2 separate regions of the Mus musculus genome follow, and region 2 is linked to region 1. A link is a loop called in an ENCODE intact Hi-C map of the cell type or tissue named here. Cell type or tissue: heart. All regions are shown on one strand. Links, peaks and the distances in the headings refer to the core of each region. The heading gives the core; the rest is flanking DNA.

The links. Peaks named below come from ENCODE experiments on the same cell type or tissue, not always from the same donor. Only the 100,000 strongest peaks of a DNase experiment are listed, where the experiment ranks them.
Region 2: it touches region 1 in a loop (11-fold over the local background); 12 of 42 quality-filtered maps call a loop at or near these places.

Annotation. Positions count from the first base shown.
Region 1 is chr16:81,279,431-81,290,712 of GRCm38, forward strand. The region is part of intron 1 of Ncam2 (neural cell adhesion molecule 2); the gene reads left to right. Among named protein-coding and RNA genes, the nearest start is that of Ncam2, 84 kb to the left of the region's middle. In heart, for the core only: a CTCF peak has its summit at 5,058; no DNase peak of the experiment used is centred there.
Region 2 is chr16:81,197,105-81,208,386 of GRCm38, forward strand. Ncam2 (neural cell adhesion molecule 2) reads left to right here and starts at 3,593. Exons shown (of 18, transcript NM_001113208.1): 1 at 3,593-3,864. The coding sequence starts at 3,810. In heart, for the core only: a CTCF peak has its summit at 5,051 (motif pointing right); a DNase peak (open chromatin) is centred at 3,447; H3K4me3 peaks cover 1,411 bases; H3K27ac peaks cover 384 bases.

The DNA of each region.
Region 1 (11,282 bases), core at 1,193-9,192:
CATTTCTCAGGCAAATATAGCACTAGAAATTTTATGATTTCTTATCAAATGTAACATGGAAAGTATACTCATGTGGGTAAATTGTATGTAACTCTTAAGTGGAAATTTTATTTCTGATTCAAAGTTTAATTTATGTACTTACTCAAAATTTACAATTCCTTTGTTGAATAGCGATGAATAATCTACACACTATTATGTGCAAAAGACAAATATTTAACACATAATTTTGAAATATATATTGGTATATAATAGTTTAAAATTATAGTGAGGTTACTTAGACTTCTGTTGACAAAAGTCACTAATTTCTACTTTCTTTCAGTAGTTCTCTATTATCTAAGAATTTGAGAAAACAACTTCTAAGCATGTGTGATATAATTTTGTGTTTCTTTAGCATAATGGTTGGGCTGTCTATCAATCAATGTGTTTCTTTCTGATATTGTTCAGTGTATGTTCTTTCTATAACTTGCAAAAAAACAACCTAATTACAGCCTCACTTTCTCAATGCACTGAGTTTCAATACATGACTACATTATTTTAAATCAATATTTTGTCAATCTTATGTCTTATAATATGATAAAAACAATCTGATACTATGGTTTAGCTTATCGATCTTTCACTGTGGTTAATGAGAGCACAAAATTCAGGTTTAAATACATAGTATAAATATTAGTCTTAACTTATTAAGTGTAGCCTTATTTATTTTATCTCCCATTTCACAGCCATTTGTCTAGTACATAATAGGATATTACTCATCTAGACTTTTCTTTCTTAGTGCACATTACAAATTTACTTTCAGCGCATTATGAAATTCAGAATGTCAGGATGTTGTAGTAGGTTTGCAAAGCATGTTCTTTCTGCCTAAATTCAAGCTGGTAATGATTAATCAGATTGTCTTTTACAGGATGTGCATTTGTATTGCCCCCTAACTATGATTCCACAAAATTAATCTGCAGGGATGTTTGTTTCTTTGTTTGTTATTTTGTTTGTTTTTGTTTTTCGAGACGGAGTTTCTCTGTGTAGCCCTGGCTGTCCTGGAACTCACTCTGCTGGCCTCAAACTCAGAAATCCACCTGACTCTGCCTCCCAAGTGCTGGGATTAAAGGTGTGTGTCACCACTGCCGGGCAGGGATGTTAATCTTAATCATTCCTTTTGTTCTTCCTCTGTTGTTCATTTTGTATCATAGTCTGTGGTTTAAAAATTATTCAAGTACCTAATATTATTTTTTATGAAGACCTCATTTTTCTAGTTGATTTTTCACTAGTTAAAATACCTAAAAGTTGCAAACAGATTTGATTTTAATATAGCTTAAATCAGTAAATAAAAATGATCAAGAAACACAGAAAGTAGTGTTATAAAACAGTAGTTTCTGCATGAAACCAAGACCTTTTACATAATTTATTATTACTTTTTATTTTTACTCTTTACAGCATAGCAATTGAGTCTTGTTACAGATTTACCTATCAGAAGCGACTTCTCTGTTGATCTCGGGATAAGATTTTGGTGGACCATGCAGTGTGCTCTTCAAGAAGAGAGTATAGTAACTTCAACAAATCTTAAAAATCTGACTTCACTATGGTTAAGAATAATGTAAGACATCTGCATCTACTAGGAAAGTGGTACTATGACAAATGCAGGTTTTTTTTTTAATTTTTAATATGTGTGTTGCTTAGCTTAGACACCTTGAAACAGTTAAGGACAAAGAAATATCACATTATCTTAAATTAAAGTAGAATTTATGATATCTCCTACTAGTCACTTTTATTTATTTGTGATAAATATGTGAGAAAAGAACAAAAGAAAATGGGAGGATAGATTGTTACTTATCTTTTTTTTAAGAGATTTGTTGTCCACGTTATGTGTTCAGTTGTCTTGTGCCTGGTGAGGCAGAGTGTTTTAAATAAATAAACCTGTGCAGTTTTCCTTCATATTATGATGGAACACAGTGGAATCATGGAATTCTGTCTGTGCAGTATCACTCACTGTCAGAATGCATTCTTAGGTAAATACAAACTTAGGCTAGATATAAAATAGTTTCAACTTTATTTTTTGTTTTGTTTTGATTTTTTTTGTTTTGTTTTGTTTTGTTTTTTTTCGAGACAAGGTTTCTCTGTGTAGCCCTGGCTGTCCTGGAACTCACTTTGTAGACCAGGCTGGCCTTGAAACTTTATTACCACATCATCTTTTTTCTCTAGTGAAAAAAATACTTCTAACCTCTTTTTAGTGATCAAAATTGTCTCACTTTGTAACATCATAATGAAGTTTTGTTTCCACATAGTTATAAAATCAGGTATACTGTTTTTACTCAGCCTTACTATTATATATAAAACAATATAAGAAACGTTTTAACAAATTTCTATATGCCAGAATCATAATGGAGAGGTTAAACATGTCAAACTCACTTGTTACGTAAGTTCATTGGGATCAATTTATATACATATTTTTAAACAGGAAGGTTCAGTGAAAGAATTGCATTTAATTTCAGAGCTGGTATTTTTATGCATATTAAGCCTGAAGGATGTTGTCCATATATTTCTTTACCTTCCAATGTATCACACAAGGCTGTCCTTGCCTGTGTTGCAGAGAGATGTACATATGAAGAGTAACAAGACATAGGCACCTCTATATATTTGTGTCAGTATTGAAGCTACTACAAAAGGTTTTGAACCCCAAACCATCATAGCAGGTAATGCATTTAAGTAGACAACCGCTGCTGGTTAAGGTGATGTTCATTGCATGAAACAGATAAACCAGCATTGGCAGCAGCACTGATGAATACAAAAGATGCAAGCTGGGGAAAGCAAGACCACAGGATATGAACATGTGAGTGTATGTAGTTTTACTCACATGTTGCAGATAACGTATTGATGACCTACTAATCTATGTACAGTGTGCCAGCCATTTTGTTCAACATGTAATTGAAACTTAAAAGGAAATGAAAAGGAATGAAACAAGTATCATGTCAGTGCTGAGGATAACTGATAACTGCAGGCTTAGTCCTGAACTCTGTGTGTGTGTGTGTGTGTGTGTGTGTGTCTGCAATAGAGAATGAGAGAGTAAGCTCATATATTTTATATGTACAATATACATACATATATATATATGTATATATATGTGTGTGTATATATACACATATATGTGTGTGTGTAAGCTTATAAGTGGGCATTATATGTATCTTAATATGTATATACTTTTATGCATATAGGATAAACACACACACACATACTATTAACAATCAGCTGTTTGAACTCCCCAAGTTTACTGCACTAACGTACAAAATGCTTAATGAGATGTACTATAAGTCACAGGTGAAGATGATTTCCACCCAGGGAAATTTCAACTGCTAGAAAGATGTGTGGCTTGTTATATTACTTGATTTCTCTTCTGCTCCTAAACTAGAGCTTCCAGGCTGTTCTAGCAGCTCATCTCAGCCACTCTGCTACCCTGCCTTCCCTACACCACTGATCATACCTCAGTCACATAGGTTCACTTGCTCTTATTTTGCTGTTTCCTTCTTCCTCTCTGACGAAGAGCCTAGATTACCACTTGAACTATGTGATTCTTCATAGATTTAATTTCTTTTCTTCTAAAATGTAATTATTCTATTCTTCCTGTTCTTCAGTCTTTATTATCATAGCTTCTTGATGTTTTGTCCTTCATATTGCATAACTGAGAAATTACCAAAATAGTTGCATCAGAATAGGGCTTTTATAGCCAAGTGTCACAAATAAATAAATAGATAGAAATATAGATAGATAGATCAATAAAATGCAATTTAATAACTAAAGTGTGAAACTGTTAAATTCTAATTTTCAGTGAAAAATTTTAAGTATTTGTCTGAAACAAATGTATGGTATTATAAAACAATGCAATTAAATGGTGGTTTTGTTTTGTTTACAAATGAGACATTCTGTAGAAATCTTTGCCTATGTTTGTAATAAGAGCAAAAAGATGGCAGAGTGAAATAGCTGTATGAACTAAGTGTGTCAGTAGACAATCACATATACTAATGACCTACAGAGGCCAAGCCAAAGCCTATCTAATGAATACTCACCTCTGTAGGCCCAGCTGCTCACTCTTACACCAAAGGGCAGAAAGTCATGTAATCACAGAGAATAGCAAATTCTACTATTGTCTAAATATAAGAACTTACAATGCCTTGGTTTAACCATGTTTGTCGTTGTTACCAAGTGTGTGTGTGTGTGTGTGTGTGTGTGTGCGCGTGCGTGCGCGCGCGCGCGTGTGTCTATAACATTTCTCTTATTTACGGGGAGTTCCCTTAAGAATTAACTGACCCCTTCATTTGCTATGAGGTTCTCTTGCCTGATCTTTCTCTACTCACTGTGGTCGTCTTTCCTCATCTATTTATGTCATATGGGCATACATGATGTCTGAAGACTTGAGATTTCATTTTGACCTGGACACTTATATGTTTTATATGTCCTAAAATAACAATCACATAATTTTCCTATTATTTTAATCTCCTATATTAAAGATATTTTGATTTCTTAGATACTATGTGTGTAAGTATATCTATAACACACACACACATACATAGACACATGTAAATGTCACAAGTCCTCTTTTCATGACAGAATACATAATATAGCCTACATAGTGTATTTATTTTATAATTTATATTTTTTCATTTTTGATTCAGTAAGAATAGAGAATGAAAAGAAAGAGAATGCATTTAATTCTCTTGCATGCACAGAAAACTAAACCTAAAATAAACAAAACAAAACAAAACAAAACAAAACAAAACAAAACAAAAAAAAAAAAACATTAAATTACCTGGCACTGTTCTTGCTTCAGTTTACAGCTTCAAGAGCCATGCTAAGCTACAGCCATTCCCGAACATTTCAAGCGTTCACTCTTTTAGAATATGTGCTAAGATTATATTTACTTTGTTGGAAATTATCCATGGCTCATAACAAGCGCCAAACAATCAATAAGAATGACACTGGGTTCTGTGAATGGCTCTATGGCTGTAGATACTTGAAGTACCTGCTTCATTGATTCTCTGCTCTAAGTCACTGTGGAGAGAGCGCCCCCTGCCGAGATGTTTTCTGTAAATACAGAAGGAGAAAACCAAATAGTTTTATATTCAAATATGATACTTTAAGAATACAAAAAAGTTAGATTACCTTGTCACAAATTTGGACTTTGAAATATGTGTGTGTGTGTGATGAAGTATACATAACCTGTCATTAGAAACAAAACCTAAAATACTATATAAGATTATTGAGAAGTCCACATTTTTAACTTTATTAAGATACAGTTTTATTTTATGAAGTTGGTCACAAGTGGTTTAGCTTCCTATTAAGCTCCAAAGATCATTTTTAAAGCTTTCAGCATGAAATATATGGAGAGATGAATTAGCAATTTAATTAGAACTTTGGTGCTTAAGTGGTTAATAAACTATAGATAGAAATCAAAATATTTACAGTGGATAATAAAGGAAATTTCATTTTCATGTAAAAGTACTAGCTCAAATTTTGACAGATGAAAATAAAAATGGCTGATACGATGTTCATGTAAGATGATATTCCAACCTAATGCTGAGTTATACAAGTGCCAGTGGGCAATGTTGTTGATGCATTGTTTAATGGTTGGCAGAGAAGAGGGCTTTCTGTGAATCACACTGTGTTTGGGTTTGGAATGAATGAATTAATCCATTAATAATAAAGGAAAGCCAGCAAGAAAGAAAACAAAGAAATAAAGAAAACTGGAGAACTACTGGGCATATCGTCATTTTTTTCACATGGCTTTAAGAGGAGTGGAAATCTTAACTCTTAGGATCATATCTGCATTATCTGCATTTCTGCATACAGTTTGCCATAAAAAGTTTTAGGTTCCATCACTAAGTTCACACATTCCTGTCTAGTCTTTTTTTTTTTTTTTTTTTTTTTTTTTTTAATCAAAGGAGTCATTCTTGTGGATCAACAAGGCTTAGGCACAGACTGAGGACTGCTTTCATCGTTTTTAAGAAAGTGACGCAGCTTACAGTCTCCTAGGAAACTCAGAAATTCAGCAGCTGTAGAAAGCCCAAGTTTTACAAAACAGCTATTATCGGGGGTAAATCTTCCAAGGAACTCGTCCCTGAAATATTAACTTATTTTTGAAATTTAGTCTAAGGCTACTGTTAGAGTGTTCTTGGTACTTATTTGTTTCAGGCCAAAAAAATAAATAAATAAATCTGTGAACTAAAGCCAGAATTGGATGCTTGCCATTTCCAGATCTGTGTGAAACTGGAATTAAACTCAGGAGACTTGACAAAAGGCTGATTATTTGAAGGAAATGACTATCAAACAAACCCTGACAAGACACAATTCTCCAAAGTACAAACAGAATAATTAATGCGCCAGAACCCTACCAGTAAATTACAAGAAGTGTCCATTATTTTGGAGTAAAATATGTAGTAAAATGTAAAAGTAACAATACACGCAATAATTGATTTCTGTCTATGAAATTAAAGCTCCCACTAAATAAAATTGGTATTATTTCATATACATATATATATATATATATATTCCCACACTTTTATGAATAATATATAGATCATATCTTTACAAGTCACTTATAGGTTAGTGTATATCTCTGCAAGAAACAAATATGCTAGGCAGACACAGTTTTACATACCTGCCATGTCAGGGCTGGAAGTAGGAGGCAGGAGCCTGCGTGGATTATATACTAAGTCTGAGAGCTATTGGAGCCACAATATGAGACTCAAGTTCAAAAATTAAGATGATGACAATGATGATGATGATGATGACATTGGCAAATATGGCAGTTATGAGAGGAATGACAACCATATCACATAATAATACATTATACATTAAAAGTCACGTTAGAAAATTTTGCAGAAGATTGTATAGAAGAACAGAGCTACGCATCAGAATTTATTAGCAAATGCAAAATTACCATGAAAATGAACTTCAGGTTCAAGCTGCGAGAAACACTATGACACTCTCTTGGTTACTAGGGTTTTTTAAATTAATATATTTATTTAATCTATCTACTGTGTATCTATTTATTTATTGGTTGATTGTTTGATTATTTAATTGATTGACTTAAATCCTATGCTGATGGAGGAAGTATAGTGTTAGCAGAATATAGTGTAGACTTCTATTAGAGAAGTAAGAGGAAATATCAGGAGCCAGCTTGGTGAGGTTAGAGTTGATCTTCAGCAGAAGAGTCCATATAGTTTGCACCCCTTCAACTGTTGTGTATGACGTCATTACCACCAGGATGTAGGGCTGCTTAACAGAGTCCTTTGAGATATTTAAATAGTTGGATTGAGAGATAATGTTTTGAAGTAACAAATATAGTTATATATGAGTGGTGAATGTTGACATTTTATATTGTATTTTATTTAATTATTTTTCCAGCTATAAACTGGAATTTTTGACAATGTTTAAAGGTAAAACTAGAAAGTAGAAAACTAAAATTAGAAAGTAGAAAAATTGTACCTATTTATTCTTATATTTATCATTGATTGTTTTTTCTCTGTTGATTATAATTAAGCATAAAGAAACAACAGTAGCTAAGACATTAAGCAAAATAGTTTTCGATACATGTACAGATTTCCTAGACATACTGAATCTCATGGTTGCCAAGTCAACTGAGGCTATGCACAGGTGTTTTTCTAATTGAAGAAATAGCCTATTTACTCTCTGTCAAACTTAGGAAAACAATTTGCTTGGATAAAAACAATTTTTTACAATTTTTTTTTTTTACTGAACTTTAGACACCTGGATTTCAAGATTGTAAAGAAGATAAGACATTCTATTTTTCTATACAGTCTCACTGATGGGAAGCTTTGAGAAAGATAGGGTTCATTTCTAGAAAAAATATTTCTGCCTTGCAAATTTATTTAATACTAGCGTATCGTGAGGACAGGACTTTAAAAGCTGGCAGTAACAGTCAATACATTAGTATGTTTTGTCTGTAACCTTATTTGAATTTCACAGGCATTGTTTCAATCTATCCTTATCATAACATGAAACACTTTTTATTCATAGAAAAAGAAAGAAAACTGAAGCTGCAAGTGTTAGGTGACCTCTTCTGTTTTATTTTTGTTTGTTTGTTTGTTTGTTTTGTTTTGTTTTTTTATTAGGTATTTTCCTCATTTACATTTCCAATGCTATCCCAAAAATCCCCCATACCCATCCCCCCACTCCCCTACCCACCCACTCCCCATTTTTGACCCTGGCGTTTCCCTGTACTGGGGCATATAAAGTTTGCAAGTCCAATGGGCCTCTCTTTCCAGTGATGGCCGACTAGGCCATCTTTTGATACATATGCAGCTAGAGACAAGAGCTCCGGGGTACTGGTTAGTTCATATTGTTGTTCCACCTATAGGGTTGCAGTTCCCTTTAGCTCCTTGGGTACTTTCTCTAGCTCCTCGATTGGGGGCCCTGTGATCCATCCAATAGCTGACTGTGAGGATCCACTTCTGTGTTTGCTAGAACCCGGCATAGTCTCACAAGAGACAGCTATATCTGGGTCTTTTCAGTAAAATCTTGCTAGTGTATGCAATGGTGTCAGCGTTTGGAAGCTGATTATGGGATGGATTTCTGGATATGGCAATCACTAGATGGTCCATCCTTTAGTCACAGCTCCAAATTTTGCCTCTGTAACTCCTTCCATGGGTGTTTTGTTCCCAATTCTAAGAAGGGGCAAAGTGTCCACACTTTGTTCTTTGTTCTTCTTGAGTTTCGTGCGTTTAGCAAATTGTATCTTAAATCTTGGGTATCCTAAGTTTCTGGGCTAATATCCACTTATCAGTGAGTACATATTGTGTGAGTTCCTTTGTGATTGGGTTACCTCACTCAGGATGATGCCCTCCAGGTCCATCCATTTGCCTAGGAATTTCATAAATTCATTCTTTTTAATAGCTGAGTAGTTTACAGAAGAGCAAGAAAAACAGGAAGAAGAACAAGAAATACTAACTTAGGGACTCATAACACATTCAGGCCACAAAGACTTTTCCTATACAAAGTTTGTAGACTCATTCACATAGATCCTGAAATGTCTTATTGTGTGTCATTAACGACTGAATGAGAGAAAGAAATTAAAAGGAAATTCTTTTGCCTGGCAGTGGTGGTGCACACCTTTAATCCCAGCACTTGGGAGGCAGAGGCAGGCAGATTTCTGAGTTCCAGGACATCCTGGTCTACAGAGTGAGTTCCAGGACAGCCAGGGCTGCATAGAGAAACCCTGTCTCAAAAAAAATAAATAAATAAAAATAATAAATAAATAAATAAATAAAATGGAAAGTTTTATACTACTCATGTTTATCAGTCTCCATAACTCACATTACTCATTACCAGTGAGCAATATTTTCTACTCAATTTTAGTTTGAGTATAATCAAGTTATCAATAAAATCTACAATAAACTGAGAGTTTCTGCTATATTTATTGTCCATGCAGATTTATACCAACACAGTGTTCCTTGTGCACCTCAGAAGATGAGGGATTTCAAAAATAAGTATTGAACAAAGTATAAATAACTTGTAATCATTCATACTTACAATGACAGTCCCAGATGGGTCTTTGGTACCTTCAGTAAATAGCATGTGAATGAATCTCACCTTTCATTTGACTGCTAAAATGTAAAATACATTTGGTGAATAATAGTAATATATCTTTAAATTCTTGCTTTATCATCAAATTATTCATATCGTGTCACCTGGATATGTTTCTTATTCTGTCGTAATTTTGCATTTAAAATTTTAAACTATAAATAATATAAGAAATACTTGAATGTTCATAGCATACAAGGTGAGGATTTGGTTGCCTAAGTCATAGCCCATAAAGGGGAATGCTTTTGTATAAAACACTGGTAAGAACTAAAATATATATTCAACATATCATTATGAATAATAATATAATTTTAAAGCCTATAAACCTAATTCATTCTTGTTATGTGTAATAACAATGAAATATATGATATTATAACAAAATCACATTCCGTCAACAATTATAATATTTAGATATATAATCTGGTTCACTCAGTCTTGATAATTGTAAAAGCAAAACTCAATCTACACACTAACAGCCAAGCCTTCTCTGCTCTAAAATGATGGTGAAATGACATTGTCATTTAATGGAACTGTATTTGAAACTGGATTATTAAAAATGCAATTCCTGCTGTATATTTAGAAAAATAGCAATCTGTAATAAAGTTGGCCATCGACCACACAAATGTTTATAGCAACATTAATGCCAAGATATTCCCATCCAACTAACTGTCATGAGTGAGTGTGCTTAATGAAACATCTGGTGATGAAATCAAGTGTTGCATCATGCTAGATATGGACTTCCTTAAAACATGGATTTGAAGGTGAACTGATTTATCAAATTGAAAATCAATGTGCAATTTTAAATATTATTGCTGTAGGTGTATCTTTGAATTACTAATTTGTTACCAGTAGCAATGTTCAGGAGAAAACTCTGCTTCCTCTTTATTTACCACTTTTTGGCATTTGAAACAAAGGTACTTTTTCTTTGATATTTTCATAAAATATCTCTAAGATAGTGCCTTCAATTTTCCAGTGTAAACAGCATTTTAATTCACTCAATGTTATAATAAAAAATATATATGAATATAGTGTGTGTCGATTACAACAATTAAATAAAAAGAAGCATAACCTAAAAAGATAACATTGTTATTCAAGCATATCAGGAAATGTGAATTTGCTGAGCACTCTATTTAGAGGAAGGAAACGTAATTCTTTACAGAAGATAACCTACAAAGGATTATTGTACAAACAAAAATTATGTTCATCTTTTGTTTTTTTAAATGTAGTAGTATGTGACATCCAGTATAGAGTCTATGAGCCTATCTATGTATCCATCTACGTATCTATCTATGAATTTATCTATATGTCTGGCTGTCAAGCTCTCTAAGAATCCCTTGAATTTTTTAAAGATCCTCTTCATGTATGTTACAAGATCTTAGAACTAGCCAAATAATTATTAATCTGTATTTCTTTTATTCATCAGAGAAATAATTTTTCACTCAATTTGTAACCTGTCTTCAATTAATTATTTGCTTTTGTTGTATAGCAGCTTTGGGTTTTGTGCAATCCCATTTGCAGTTATTCAACATATTCTGAGCCACTGAAGAGTTTGTGTCTCTTGCTTGTGAATCTGTGTTGAAGTGCTATACCTATCTTTTCACAGAGAATTCGAAAGTTCCAATCTTTGATCTCTTTGTAGCTTATTTTTGTGCAGGATGAAAGATAGTTAGATACTTTCATTGTTCTTCATATAGATA
Region 2 (11,282 bases), core at 1,477-9,476, 82 kb before region 1:
GGATATTTCTTTAATTTACATTTTAAATGTTGTTCCCTTTCCAGGTCTCCCTCCAAAACCCCCTATCCTATTCCCCCTCCCCTGCTTCTATGAGGGTGCTCCCCTACCCACCCACCCACCCACCCACCCACTCCTGCGTTCATACCCTCGAATTCCCCTACACTGGAGCATCAAGCCTTCACAGGACCAAGAGCTTCTCCTCCCATTGATGCTGGACAAGGCCATCCTCTGCTGCATATGCAGCTGGAGCCATGTGTACTTCTTGGTTGGTGGTTTAGTCCCTGTGAGTCCTGGGGTGTCTGATTGCTTGATATTATTGTTCTTCCTATATGGTTGCCAACCCCTTTATCTCCCTCAGTCCTTTTTCTCACCCCTCCTTTGGGGACCCCACTGGGGACCCAGGGCTCAGGTTGGCTTAGAGCATTGTCCTCTGTATTTGTCAGGCTTTGGGAGAGCCTCTCAGGAGACAGCCATATCAGGCTCCTTGGCACTCCTTGGCATCGACAATAGTGTCTGGATTTGGTGACTGTATATGTAATGGATCCCCAGGTAGGGCAGTCTCTGGATGGCCTTTCCTTCAGTGTTTGCAATATGTGGTACCCTGCTTGATGAACACTTAGCAAGAATAACTGGGGTTATGATACCAAAGCCTGAGTTAGTAATCCCCAGTTGGGGGATGGGCAGTTTGGTGACTTGTAATTCAGTCTCTAACCTTGAAGTTGGCACACTTGTAATTTTCTCTTAAATATTTTCTCCTTTTGTGAACTGTGATTTGAATCCAGGTCCTTGTGCTTGCTAGGTGAATTCTCTACCATGGATAATACCTTAAGGTGTAGACGAGGTTGAAAATAGCAAGGGCATTTTGTTTTGTTTTGCTTTGCTTTGTTTTGTTTCGTTTCATTTCGTTTTTTCAGTTTTCCGTTTGTTTTTGGCATAGTAAGTACTAACTCCACTGCCAAAGTCAAGTTCAACTCTGTGTTATACACAATGTAATGTTATAGATATTTCTCTGTGTGTGCCTGTGTCTGTATATGCTCATCTGTCTGTAAGCACCTATGCATGTCCATATGGATGCCAGAAGTTGATTTCAGCTACCTCACTGTACAACTTCCCCCTGTCCTCTTGTTTCTTGTTTAGAAAGATGGGTTTTCACACTGATCACGTGGAGCTTCCTAATTTGCTAAGTCGCATGAGTCAGTGAGTTCCAGGTCCTCTTCTCTTCTGTTCCTAAACATACTATGCTAGGACAACAGGCACACCTCATTGTGACGAACTTTCTATATTGATGGTGTGAATCAGAACTCACTTTCCTTGGCTTACATGATAACTACTTTCCAGACCGAGCCAGCCATCCCTCCAGCCTTTGTCCTTTAGACTCTGTCCTGTGTTCCAAGACTGCTGGATGCTTTCAGAACTTTAGCCTTCACTTCAGCTTCTCCTTTGCTGTCTAATCTCCCTCCTTTCTTCAATGTTTCCTGAAGCCTTTCTTTAAAACGCTATTTAGAAAAGATTTCCCTTTCTTTATGTCTTCCTCTCCTTCATCCCATCTCTCTTTTCCCAACAATAGCAATGCATTCCTTGTGTATTTTTGCTACATTGCCTGATTTATTAGATAATTTTTGTATATGCCTGCTCTCTTTATCAAGATTGCTACCAAATTGAGGAAGGATTACACATCACCTCTTTAGACAGCCAAAAGACAAGATTTTGCTCAACCAATTTTTCCATGCTCTTGCAGCTTGCTTACTATTGCTGTGATGAAGCACCAAGCCCAGAAGCATGCAGAGTCCAAAGATGATTGGCTTGCATTTCTCAACCACAGTCTGTCATGAAAGGTGCTGTGGTCAGGAACTCAACGAATGAACCTGGAGATAGGAACTGAAGCCGAGGAATGCTGTTTTCTGACTTGCTCCTCATGCTTGCTTAGCCTGCTTTGTAAAACAACCCCAGAAACACCTACCTGCCCACGAGGCAAATTTTCAAATGAAGCATCCTTTTCTCACATGATTCTAGTTTGTGTCCCACTGACAAGAACTAACCACTGGACATACAAAAAAAATAATTCTCTGTCTGTCTCTTTTTCTCAAAACACACCAGTATGAATACAATCAGATTTGAGCTATATATGCCATATTATAATATGAACATTTAGATGGAAACTCCACCAATCGAGGATAGACCATTGCTTCTCTATTTCTTTCTCTGTTCTGACCTTAATGAAGTCGAGTATTCAAATTACTTTATAGTATCAGACTGTTCTCTGTCATAGTCCACATATTTACTTTAAAATAAATTGGCTCTAAGTAATAAGAAAAAGAGTGCACACCCTTACAGAATAATAATCCTCTCATCATTAAGTGTAGGTCCCTTTGCATGTGTGTGTGAACAGGCATGTTCATGCATGTGCAATAGGTACTTAGCTAATCCGGGTGTCAATTTGAAAACCTGCAAGCTTTGTGGGGAAGAGATTAGTTTTCATCTGCAGTATGTTCATAAGAGTCGACTGTGGTTGTACATGTGTACTTGCTGATAAGAAAAACACCAGGGAGCTCTCTGAGTCTGGGGTGAGCTGGTTGATCACTCTAAGGAACCTGAACAAAGTGTTGGCTAGGAACCTTTTGTCAGCTGTGTCTGCTCACTCTGATCGGGGCAGAGACCAGATCCTGGGGCCAGAGATTCTGGTTCTGATTAGTCTCTTGTCATAGGTGTCATAGTAAAGTGACAGTTTATGTCCCTGTTCCACCAGCGGAAATATCGTGATCAACCCCAGACTTTGGTTGCATGACACCACAGCTCCATGCTTACTCCTCCAGTCACACTTTCAGGTGACACACACACTCAGTTGTGAGGGGTGCAGGTACAGTGGGGTTTGCAGGTGAGTGGGCCTTAAAAAGAACCCCAGCTCAGGTCCTCCATTTACATTCCCGGATCTCTCTCTTCAGACACTGACAAGGAAATGTTACCTCACAGTGCTAATCCTAGATGGTGTATAAAAAAAAAAAAAAAAAAACCCAAGACCCTCCTAGATCTTAGCCCTCAGCAGCGCCCCCCTTTAGGGAGGGGATCCACTCATCCCAATGAATTGGGACCTAAAGATGCACTGCATGAATGTCTTTCTTGGTCCATCTAAAGCAGGGGCTAGTAGCCATACACCCTAGGAGACAGTTGTTCCCCTGATCCACAGGGAAGTGTCAAAGCACTAAGGGTGTCAGGCCAGGCCAGGGTTAAGTCCTAGGATAGACACAGACCCTGCCACCCCAGCTCTTTAGGAACCAAAGGTCAATACTTCCTGTGCCTCTGGGGCTCGCCCTCTGCAGTACTCAGCAACCCGGCCACACCTGCGGGGTCGCAAAAGAGCCAGAGGGTGCTGGTGTCCAGGCGTCCCTGTTCCCCGTGAGCATGCACCATCCGCATAGCTAGAAAAGCCCGGGACTCCTGGGCTCGAACCCGTGGCTGGGGCTCCACTGCGGACGAATCCCGGGGCCGCGCGTGCCTGGCTCGCAGGGCGAGCGCGCGGAGGGATCCGCCGGGGCCGCGCCTCCCCGCCCCGTCCCGCCCCCGCCTCCTCCCGCCGGCTCCGCTGCCGCCGCGGCGGCCGCTGCTGCCGCCGCCGCCGCCGCCTGGATATAGTGCGGCAAGGCGCGGAGCTTGCAGTCACTTTGCGAGGAGGAGCGCGCGGCGGGCTGCGGGCGGCTGGGGCACCCGGGAGCGGCGGCGGGCTAGCAGAGGCGGCCGTGGCAGCGGAAGGTTCTCTCTCCGGGGCTGGACTTAATAACTTTGGAACTGTCCGCCGGTGTCACGTCCTGAACATGAGCCTCCTCCTCTCCTTCTACCTGCTCGGGTTGCTTGTCAGGAGCGGGCAAGGTAGGAGTGTGCGGCTTTCTTGCTTCACTTTCCCTCCCCCTCTCCACCCAACCCGGAGAGGCAAAGAGCGAGGCTCCCGGGGCCACGAAACCCAGGCACCAAAGTTGCGGTGGTTCTTGAGGCGACTGTTGGGATTTTACCTCTTTCTTTACGCGGCCCCTCAAATTCTATCCGTTTGCTCGAAAGACCCCTTAAATAAGAGAGGAGACCGTGCGGAATTGGAGATAAGCATCGTCGGTGTGAAAGAGATCATGGGAGGGAAAATTGCTCCAGCTTCTGGGATTTTTTTTTTTTTTTTTTTTTTTTGGCTTATTCTCTCTTATTACCCGAAATTGGATGAGTGTGTTGGTGTGTATTCACAGTTAAATATCTGAGGTTGCGGAAGGGAAGGGCATGGTGATGTTTTACAGAAGAGGCAAAAACTACCAGCATTAAAGTCGTTTATCAAAAATCTCTGTGGTGTGCAAGAAATTCAATTCTTAGAGATTCTTTTCTTCTTTCCCAACACCAGTTTTTTTTTTTTTTGGGGGGTGGTGGGTGGGCTGTGAAGTGAACGTTTGATGGCTTATTTATGTTGGAAACTAACAGGGGCCATAGATGCTGTAAAACAGCAAATGGCTAAAACTAGGGTTGTGTTGCAGGCGTTCATTGTGACCCCCCCTCCTTTGAATATAGCATAATCTGAACACGATCTATCATTCGATTTGAATTGCACCTGTAAGGGATTTGGAAGGTTGGGGAGCACTGGGAGTACTGGGGAGCTTTTTATTTATTTATTTTTTAATTTGGGTGGGGGAGAGAGAGAAAAAACGTGTTAGAATAGCCCTAGGGACAATTGGTTGAAGCAATCTTTGCTAATCTGTATATAGATGATAGGCATTATGAATTTATCATTCTGCCTTCCATAGTCTACGTTCACATAAAATATATTCACAATCATTTGAAACGTTTTGAACTGTCCAGACAAGTTTGGACATTTAATTGGGGGGAGACAAAATACCAAAATATGCACTGGTGGAAGTCTTAAAGGCAAAGGTAATATCCATAATTCTCCTATTACATGAAAGTGCAGGAATGCCATATTATTTGTGCGGCATTTTCTATGAAATTAATAAAATGCAAGATAAGTTAAAATATGTTCTCTAGATCCAATTCTAAGCATTTTTCCCCACCGCTTCTGCGTTGCTCATGTGCTCCAGCAGGGGGTGGTATAACTCCATTTTAAGCAAGAAATGCTTGTTTCTGCTCTTGCACCCACTGTCCTTCTATCATCCCTCAGTAGGGCTTGGCATTTTGGATGTAAAGACTTCCTTTCTCTGTCTTTCTCTGAAACTACAGTGAAATGATGAACCACGATTGGATGTAGATTTTTATGTTCTGAAGTACAAATTCACATGCTAGATATTGCTCTCATTTATAAAGTGCCTCTTTCTGCCATCCTAACAGAGGATGGGTAATATTTCAGTCTCAGAAAAAATTGCAGATAGATCCATCGGAAGCTCATATTAGTCTTGTTCATTAATCCAGTCACCTCTCTTGCAAAGATCAGCATACACTTGTTCACTACAAGATACAGAGCTGTCATTTTGTGGGTGGGTTGGGTTGGTAGTTGTGTTTAACTGTTCATTTGTAACATGGAGAGGCAGTTCTGAATTCAAACAAGGCAGTCTGAAAAATCTAACTTAGATGCAATTGCAATTAGGAGAGTGTAGTGTGAAGTAATATGGGGGCAAGTTTGTGCCGATTGATGCGCTGTCTGGAGGAAATCATCCCAGTTGTAGAGTCTGTGCATTTATCATCGCTGATGCCAAGTGTGCTGGAATTCAGGGAAAGGGGAGAGGTTGGAATGCTTAAGTAGCTAGGCATAAACAGTGCACAAAGGCAGATACACTTTGGGTCTCTAGATGTAGCCTGTATTTGAAATTGTGATTTAGCTGATTTATAATCAGCACGCAGGGTGGTTAGAGAGGAGAACTGTGGCAAGGAAGCCTGCCTGCAGGGGAACCCATATTCCTCGTCAATGAAACAGGACAGACGGATGGCATCTTTGTAAAGAAGATCTCTCTGTCTCGTGCAGTGGCATGCCATGCAGACACCCTTAGTGGAGTATCCGGGGGAACCAGCTTTTCTGTGAACAAGCATGTAGTATCGCTGTGCCATGTGCTGTAAGGAAGTCAAAGACGCCTGGAAACAGAAATCCTTATCCAGGAGTCTAAATTTCTCTAGGCTGCTGTTTTCTTCTCTAATTACGGGTGCAGCCGCAAGTATCAGACACACCATTGGGAGCTATTTTTTTTTTCTCTTTTTTTAATGAACCATGTGTAACTTGCATTTCTGTTTGTTCTTTTTTTCTTTTCTTTCTTTCTTTCTTTCTTTCTTTCTTTTTTTTTTTTTTTTTTTTTTTTTGATGGAGCCATGAAAACCTACAAGACAGTGACCCTCAGGTTTGCCTTGGAAATACTAAAAGCTCAAATGGCTGATTTACGTTTCCAACAATATACTTGCAGGGGATTTTATGAAGCATGATTGAAGCTATTGCTTGAGAAAGTGGTGTGCAGTTTGACTGGGGAAAGACAACGATGATGTATTCCCTTTTAAGTAGTCAAAACGTTTTGAACCACAACAGTAGAATGGAAGAAAATGGCTCAAGTGAAAAAAAAAAAACTAACTTAAGTGGATGCCAATCCCATAATTAGCTAACAAGACCTATTAACTTCAGTCCTTACTTTCAGATCAGTGTTATTGTTCATGGAGATGAGAGAATTTTTTTTATTAAAAATTGAAATAGAAATGTTCTTTTGAAAGCCTTCCATTTCCAATGAAAGATCAATACCTAATGAAAGAAGGTTGTCAACTCTGAACTTAGTTGCCCATGGAAAGGAATTTATAATTACTTAACGTGTGCAATTATTTTTACCTTCTCTTTAAGACTCAGTTCCAGGCTCTGCTGTCATAAATCTCTAGTGAGTCTCTCATTAACAGGGCATGTGCTGTTTTTAAGTCTAATTCCCAGTCTGAAATAGGGATGGGCAGCTTCTGAAACTTTCCGGGTGTTTAAAAATCATTTTCATCTCCTTTTAAGAACCATCTAATATGATTAATGCCAGTCTGTGACTGTTGTTCACACATGCAAAACAGAAATGCTGCTCTACTGAAACCCAGCAGGGTTATTCCATTCTCTTTAAAAAGCTGTGTCAACCATTCATAGCATCCTTTAACCTAAAATGTGGGGGAGGGTCCTGTGAGAAGCCCACTCGGTGAGTGAGTCTGGACATCTGCTTACATTTATTTTTTTCCTAGGCAAATGCTAATAATTGTGCATTGGAGAGATCTGTTCCTTCTGAAGACAGAGCAGGCATGTGGATGCCTACTAGCCAAATCCACAAATGCCCACTATGTATAGGCTATGACATATGGCCTCTCTTGAACCCTTTCTCTGTCCACCCTGATCTAATTCTTTGCCTGCGTCCTCTCTCTGTGACGTTTCTTTTGAACTAACTGAATGTCCATCTAACTTAGGGAATATAGGCTCTATAAATTAATATTTCTTTTGTCAGTGAACAGCTCAGAGGATTCCCTCCCCGGCTTGATGCCTGCTGTTCTCTCTTTCATTTCCCAAGCTGACTCTGAGCCTAGTGAGCAGTAGGCACAGGTGGACGGTCCCGAGTGTCTGATGAGTTTCTTCCTTGGCACAGGGGACTGAGGTTCGCTAGGATGTAATATCTTACAGGAGAAGCAATTAAGGGAACAAAAGAACTCCATTCAGTAAAGGGAAAAGGTCAAGTTTCGTGTAATTTTGTAAATAACGTGGCCTTCTTTCACAAATGGGCTGGTTTGCTGTGAGACGGAGAAAGGTGCTTTGCAGTCTGAAGACAGGAGCCAGGCTCAACTGTGGAGTTTGTTTTTCACAGGCAAGAGCTGAAGGGCTGGGTAGAATGTTGGGAAGTCTCTAGAGCTGGCCCTGCTGCTTCCGTTGGCATCTGACGTTGGGGAACTCATTTTAGCTTGCCTCTTTTTAAGGATCATTGTCTGAATCAGTGCACCTCTGATCGTGTAGAGAAAAGTATTCAGCTAGGAGGCGAGAGCATCTGTTAAGCACTTGTCTTGTTATTACTGCCATTTCCTTATTTTTATGTATTATGTCATTAATATGTCTCTGGGTATATGGAAAGTCATTCAAACAACATTAGTGGTCTTATAAAGGAAATACACATGATTTTCTGGTTTTGCTAAATTCAGAAAATTTTGAGTTTCTTGCATCTTCATATCCTGCCAATTACAGTGAGGCTAAGAGTATTTAAAAGATTATCAATTAGTTTTAATTTTTCAAATTACATGCTAAAGGAACACATTAAGAAGCAACTGGCCCTTTTATTAAAAGTAACATTCTGCCATTTAACAGAGTTAAGCTGCCATTAATCGTTCAGCAAACACATGTACTTCTTGGAGCTCCCCATTTACCCATTTTAATGGTTCCTCACTGTTTTAAATTACAATGGTGCTACTACTAAATAGATGACAGCATTTTTCTTAGGCGCACACATTTACAGCGCCTCTACCAATTAATCAAGAACCACTAGTTAAGTTAGAGGGCTTCGACGTCATGATCATAGACACTCCTGGATGAAAATGACTAAGAGGGGTGCTAAAGAATTTTAAGAATCTTTGTCACCCTAGATATGACAAGATATCTTTGAAGGACTTTAGGTTGATCATAGGGTTTTGGCTTTGCACTATTAAATTATTTTACAGGGAAAGAACAAGTCATTGCCCCTGAGAGCATAATGCCCGGGTGACCAAGGGTCCCTTGACCTTGAAGAAGCAACTGAAATTCACAGAACACCTATTTGCTCATTGAAAACTTGGACATTAACATATGCCAGTGCTTGACCTAGATGCTCAGCCACTAAAGTTTGCTGTGATAGTGATATCTGTAAAATGTCGAACATATTACACATGGTATTGTTCATGATATTCAACAATCACCATACAGATAAAATGTAATAATGTATAGAATTGTATCACTTATTTATTCACACAAAATCATAAAATTTCCTTTGTAATTAGAAATATTTTATACAGTTAGAGACTCTAATCCACTGAAGAGTGGAACTCTCCCATCATTGAATCCGTTAATTATGATTTGTTTATTTATATATTCATTGTTCCAGACACCTTACTAGACAAACATATTAGAATTTTTTTTAATGAACAACCACGTGAGGTTCCCCTTAAGGTCATAAGACACATGTATTATTTTTCAATTTGCAATATGGTGTTGGCTATATGTCTTGCACTTATGAGTTAGACTGGAGTGTTAGGGTAGGCACATATTAGGATAAGTGAACTTAGAGGATATCAGATAGAAAAGCAAATGGGTAATTACCAGAGATCTAATTAGTCCACATGCTTACCTCACTTCAGGCAACACCAAACTTTTACGTAGATTTAAAAACTTAGAGAGTGTGAGAGCCAGTAAATTAACAGAAGTGACAGTTTCAGAATAGGACTTGAATTCATAGCCCTGTGGCTGCCGGCACAAGACCTGAACAAGATCGGGGCAACAGTAGTTCTGACAAGAATTGCTGAGAGATTCATCAACCCCAACATTTAACTGAGATGCTATGGACAGTTGATGCTATCCCAGAGAGGGAGAGCCAGGTTTATTTAAGCATGTGGCAATCATTAGGCCATATGTGCTCTTGACAGTACCCCCTCACTCAAAAGCATATTGAATACAAATTGATATCAATGGCTTGTTTGTTAAGTTATAAAAAATGTAGACAGGTAAAAAGTTGGAAATGTGAAAATGTGGTCATGAGGGTGTGGCTCAGTTTATAGTGTGTGCGCTTACTACTTATGAGACACTTGGTCTGATTCCCAACACTTCAAAAGGCAGGCATCAATCTTACACAGCATCAGCATCAGCAACCGCAATATCAGCAAAAACAACAAGAGCACACAAACACATACATCTCACAAGCATGCACAGGGAAACATTGACAAGCCTTGGGTGGTATATATGGTGAGTACCTACTAACTATATTCTTGTTTGAGGTTGTTGTAGTCACATTGTAACTCAATTTTATCAAGACTCATTTGAGATTTTAGTCCTTTTATATTATTATTGATGAAGATTACAATACAGAGCAATAATCTGATTACTCATATCCATTGTGATCAGTCATTATTTGGAATTAAGTACTTAAACTTTACTTCTATCTCATGGCATTTAAAAAATAATGTTTGTTGTTTTGTAGAAAAAATCTTTATGTGTGTGGATTGAAAGAGAATGTTTGTCCATATTGGTAGTTGAGGAAATAAAAGAATACAGATTGAAAAAAATCAGATGCATGTGAGAAAGCAATAAACTTTCCAGCAAAATGATATGAAATGGCAGAAGATATCAAGATATCATATGATTGATTGCTCCACGGTCCTAGATACTCCTTGGCATTCATCCTGTTTCATCTTAATGAAAATTCATTGACTCTTCATGGTGAGGCTCAGCTGTGACATACTCTACTATCTCCTGTTTCTTTCCCTTTCTCATGGTGACTGAAGGCACGGAAACCATAAATATCTAGTCTGAAAGTGGGAGATCATTACTTGAATGTAAAATACAGCTAAAGCCAAACCTATATTCATGAACCTGCATTTTACCTCAGTAGAGCAGAGAGCTTCACCATGCCTAGAGGAAATGAAGGCAATGATATAGGAGATGAAACAACACAGCCCAATTGTAGGAAAGGATGCAGTTGTCTCAACCACGGGAATAACCCAGTTCTAAATATCAAGTTGGAAGATTTATTCAGTTGTCTAATCTATTGGATGGTTTGGAAAGGTCAGTCATGGCATCCATGGTGGGATATTGGAGCAAGACTAAGTTTGATAGGTAGACCTTTGGGGCCTGCTTATTGAACAGGAAAGTAACTTGATAAAGATGTTTGTAAAACTGCTGACCAGATACAGATGGACCAAAGAGGGAATCAGTGGATATACATATGGTTCTCTGAAAGTAATGGATCTTTTATCAAATTTTATATGCAATTTTTGAGACGGGCCTCCATATTTCATAGATATGTCTGTCCTAAAACTTGTTATGTAGACTATGCTTGGCCCTGAACTTTCAGAGGTCACTGCCCTCTCTGCCTTCAAAATGCTGAAATCAAAGCCTGGCTGCAAACATAAATCTTTCATACAAGTTTAACTTGAATGACTGAGGATAACATTTGAAATGTAAATAAATAAAATATCCAATACAAATAAAGAAGGGAGAAGGAAGTACTTAAAATACTGAACTTATCTGACAGAAAGAATGATAATATTTCAATAACAATAATGCAATGCAATAAAATAGCATTTGTGGCAATTTTGATTTTTTCATGATTATCTCTTTAAAAGTATTATTCAGGCAC